Linked DNA regions of Homo sapiens: region 2 is linked to region 1. Evidence: read pairs that join two places in POLR2A ChIA-PET (ENCODE). Cell type or tissue: PC-9. All regions are shown on one strand.

Region 1 (2,500 bases):
GAGCTTATGGGTGCCTGACTAGCACTGGGGATGCTGTGCTTTGACCAAGACTCTGACCAGGGAGTCTTAGAAAGTTCCCAGCATCACCAGCTGCAGCATTGAACTCTGCTTTGTAAAAACATAATAGTGTTGAAAAGGGAGCTTGACCAAGAATTGCCCTGCAAATCCTAAGGTGCCTTCAGCCTTTTCAAACAAAAAAACCTCCTTCCCTCCTCTCTGTCTGCTTTATATGTGTGCTCAGTGGCACACAACAAATATGAGAGGACTTGGAAAAATTCCCCATTGCAGCCCTCTAACTTAGATCAGCTCAGTACCTTTCAAGCATTGTTTCTGATGGAATGAAATAGAAATCTTTACCTGAAGGAGCTGTGTTTCAACCTTTCCTTTTCCTTTTCCTTCAGGTGCGCACCCTGTGGCATGACCCTCGTCACATAGGCTGGAAAGATTTCACCGCCTACAGATGGCGTCTCAGCCACAGGCCAAAGACGGGTTTCATTAGGTACGATCATACTGATTCACTTTCACTTACAGTCACACTGAGGGACAAAAAGACAAAAAGTATTAAATAGCATTGTCACTAAACAAGATTTTTTTTCCCTGCAGAGTGGTGATGTATGAAGGGAAGAAAATCATGGCTGACTCAGGACCCATCTATGATAAAACCTATGCTGGTGGTAGACTAGGGTTGTTTGTCTTCTCTCAAGAAATGGTGTTCTTCTCTGACCTGAAATACGAATGTAGAGGTAAGAGCAACATCACCATGAATGTACACTGGACATCTCTATTTCAGACTAATATCAAGGATGACGGTTATGGGGGAGTCCAGTGTAAAGACTGTTTTGGAGACAGGGTTATTTCTATTTTGCTTTTGAGGACACAAGGACAAAAATGGAATAATGCCTAGGCACTGTGGCTTATGAGTTCCTGAGTCCTTAGCTATAATATTAGTTTGCTTAGCAATCTCTGTGCTCCTCATACACAGTGCAAAGGTAAGCTGCAGAAAAGCTCCTATATAATTTGGACTTCATTAATAATACTGTTCTTTACAATTATATATTTATATATCTTACTGCTTATTGTTTTATGCATGCCATCACAGCACGAGTTAGCATTCCCAACTTTTCCCTGTATACAAAGAAGGGAGAGGAATGTTGCTTTCATATTGGCATGTTAAATTAATGTTCACTATTAAACTTAGCATTTTTTTTCCTCATTCTTTTTTACTTAGTCATTACTTAAGCTCGCTGAGTCCAACACTGGCTCTACCACAAAATAAGTGCTTAATATATATTTACTGGGCCAAGGCCAGATACCTAAAAGATCAATGACAGTAGAGAAAGATGGTTGATTTTACTCAAAAAAATCTAAATTATTAATGTAATTTTTGAGTCCAAATTTTTAAAATAAGACTCCCTAAACTGTTAACATTGAAAGCCTTTGGAAAGCATAATATATGTTCTGGAAGGTTCACGCTGTGTCGGTCTCCTAGCATCAATGTCAGCTAATAAAATTAAATGCTAATGTGCTTGAACAACCTTAAAATTAGGCTTTTGTCATTAGAAAAGTAGAGCTATTCCTATGTGGTTAACTTATTAACTAAGATGTCTATGCTTTTATGAATTAGTTTTCATTTGTATATTTATTTATATTTGTTTATTTAACAGATCCCTAATCATCAAATTGTTGATTGAAAGACTGATCATAAACCAATGCTGGTATTGCACCTTCTGGAACTATGGGCTTGAGAAAACCCCCAGGATCACTTCTCCTTGGCTTCCTTCTTTTCTGTGCTTGCATCAGTGTGGACTCCTAGAACGTGCGACCTGCCTCAAGAAAATGCAGTTTTCAAAAACAGACTCAGCATTCAGCCTCCAATGAATAAGACATCTTCCAAGCATATAAACAATTGCTTTGGTTTCCTTTTGAAAAAGCATCTACTTGCTTCAGTTGGGAAGGTGCCCATTCCACTCTGCCTTTGTCACAGAGCAGGGTGCTATTGTGAGGCCATCTCTGAGCAGTGGACTCAAAAGCATTTTCAGGCATGTCAGAGAAGGGAGGACTCACTAGAATTAGCAAACAAAACCACCCTGACATCCTCCTTCAGGAACACGGGGAGCAGAGGCCAAAGCACTAAGGGGAGGGCGCATACCCGAGACGATTGTATGAAGAAAATATGGAGGAACTGTTACATGTTCGGTACTAAGTCATTTTCAGGGGATTGAAAGACTATTGCTGGATTTCATGATGCTGACTGGCGTTAGCTGATTAACCCATGTAAATAGGCACTTAAATAGAAGCAGGAAAGGGAGACAAAGACTGGCTTCTGGACTTCCTCCCTGATCCCCACCCTTACTCATCACCTGCAGTGGCCAGAATTAGGGAATCAGAATCAAACCAGTGTAAGGCAGTGCTGGCTGCCATTGCCTGGTCACATTGAAATTGGTGGCTTCATTCTAGATGTAGCTTGTGCAGATGTAGCAGGAAAATAGGAAAACCTACC
Region 2 (2,500 bases), 470 kb before region 1:
AGAGCCCAAATAGCCAAAGCAATCCTAAGCAAATACATTATGCAATCTTAAACAATAGAATAAGGCTAGAGTAACCAAAACAGCACGGTATTGATACAACAACAGACACATAAACCAATGTAACAGAATAGAGAACCCAGAAATAAAGCCTCACACCTATAGCCATCTAAGCTTTGACAAGGTTGACAAAAATAAGCAGTGGGGAAAGGAGTTCATATTCAATAAATGGTGCTGAGATAGCTGGCTAGCCATGTGCAGAAGAATGAAACTGGATCCCTACCTTTCATCATATACAAAAATTAAGTCAAGATGAATTAAAGATTTAAATATAAGACATCAAACTATAAGAATCCTAGAAGAACGCCCAATAAACACCATTCTGGAAACTTGCCCTGGAATAGAATTTATGGCTAAGTCTGGAAATGCAACTGCAACAAAAACAAAAATTGACAAATGAGACCTAATTAAACTAAAGAGCTTCGGCATAGCAAAAGAAACTATTAACGGAGTAAACAGACAACCTATGGAATGTGAGAAAATATTTACAAACTACGCATCTGACAAAGATCTAATATCCAGAATCTATAAGGAACTTAAACAAATTTACAAGAGAAAAACAACCCCACTAAAAAGTGGGCAAAGAACATTAACAGACATTTCTCAAAAGAAGACATATAACCTGCCAACAAACATGTGAAAAAAATGCTCCACATCACTAATCGTTAGAGCAATGCAAATCAAAACCACAATGAGATACTATCTCACACCAGGCAGAATAGCTATTATCAAAAAGTCAAAAAACAACAGATATTGGTGATGCTGTGGAGAAAGGGAACACTGTTGGTGGGAATGTAAATTAGTTCAGCCACTGTGGAAAGCAGTTTGGAGATTTCTAAAAGAACTTAAAAACGGAAATCTCATTCAACCTAGCAATCTCATTACTGGATATATACACACACGAAAAACAAATTGTTCTGCCAATAAGACACATGCACTTGCATGTTCATCACAGCACTATTCAGCATAGCAAAGACATGGAATTAACCTAGGTGTCCATCAGTGCTAGACCGGATAAAGAAAATGTGGGATATACATCCCCATAGAATATTATGCATATGCAGCCATAAAAAATAATGAAATCATGCCCTTTGCAGCAACATGGATGCAGCTGGAGCCATTATCCTAAGCAAATTAACACAGGAACAGAAAACCAATCACCACATGTTCTCACTTGTAAGTGGGAGTTAAACACTGGGTACTCAAGGACAGAAAGATGGCAACAGTAGACACAAGGGACTACTAGAGGTGGAAGGGGGAGGGCAAATGTTGAAAAACGAACTGTTGGCTGCTACGCTCCATACTGTGTTCATTTGTACCCCGAACCTCAGCATCCTGCACTGTACCCAGGTAACAAACCTGCACATGTACCCCCTGAAGCTAAAATAAAATTGAAAAAAAAAAGCAACTACAAAAATAGATTATTGGTGATGTGGTAGATGTAGAAGCCAGACTGGGTTGTAATGAATGAGGTTGAATAGTTTTATTTCAGAATCTCAACTTTTCTCCTGCCTCTATGCTTATCTTAGCTGACATTCCTAGCTACAAAACCTAAAGCAAAATCTCATGTGCTATCCCGTTATTAAGGAGCAGGGGGAAATGGAGAGTGTAGCACAGAGGAAAGAGGAGCAACAATGAGGATGTCCTTATGCAAGCTGGTCACTGCTTGGTAACAAGCATCACTGATTGCTTGAATTTAAACAGCTCTAGCAGAGAGACTTTCTGAGAACAGTCTGCCTAGGAGGCAGAAGAGAGAAAAGTCTATTCCACCTTCAAGGGACCTCAGTCTGCTTCAAAGATACCGGGCACTTCCAGGGAGCATCTTTAAGTTCTGCAGGAAAAAGCCAAGGAAGCCAAAGCCCAGAAAAGCAGCTTGGTCAGCGTGCAGTAGCAGTGTCTATCCACCAGCTTGCCTCACACATGGGGCATCTTGACATTTAGTAGGGTGAGGGTGGCAGTGACAACCTGACTCCACAGTCATAGAAACAGCACAGAGCTAGGCAATTGTGCAGATGGAGACAGGGAGGCAGGAAGCACATTCACTGTGTACAGTATAGCATCCCACTCTGGGCCCATGGTTCTACCCGTGAACATGGATGTGCTCTTTGATCAGATCTACTCTTCTTTCTGTGTGCTTCAGCCATGGACATTCATGGCAAAGGAATTATTCTCTTTGCTAAAACAGAGATGCCCAGCTATACCCTATGAGAGCGGGTAATGGGTCAGCCATATACATCATGCTGCCACTAATGAGGAAAGAATCTCCCTCTCAGGAATAATTCTCTTGCGTCCAGACCCCAGAGAAGGCAAATACTTCATCCTCTCACTCCCATTTCAGAAATCATACTTTCTAACATACTGTCTGAGGAGGTACTTTATGAGGCTCCCAAACAATTTTTTTCGAGGGTGGTAAAGTTTGCAGAGAAATTGTATTCCAGGTGGG

Evidence for each region. Peaks named below come from ENCODE experiments on the same cell type or tissue, not always from the same donor. Only the 100,000 strongest peaks of a DNase experiment are listed, where the experiment ranks them.
Region 2: POLR2A ChIA-PET joins it to region 1 with 10 read pairs; 12 of 35 experiments call an interaction of 5 or more read pairs at or near these places.

The regions. Positions count from the first base shown.
Region 1 is chr15:39,593,698-39,596,197 of GRCh38, forward strand. It overlaps THBS1 (thrombospondin 1), which reads left to right. Exons shown (of 22, transcript NM_003246.4): 20 at 402-499; 21 at 604-743; 22 at 1,665-2,500. The coding sequence ends at 1,672. Among named protein-coding and RNA genes, the nearest start is that of THBS1-IT1, 8.8 kb to the left of the region's middle. RefSeq lists an enhancer at 1-901. In PC-9, no CTCF peak of the experiment used is centred here; a DNase peak (open chromatin) is centred at 1,224.
Region 2 is chr15:39,119,837-39,122,336 of GRCh38, forward strand. The region is part of intron 1 of LOC105370777 (a long non-coding RNA gene); the gene reads right to left. Among named protein-coding and RNA genes, the nearest start is that of LINC02915, 130 kb to the right of the region's middle. In PC-9, no CTCF peak of the experiment used is centred here; no DNase peak of the experiment used is centred here.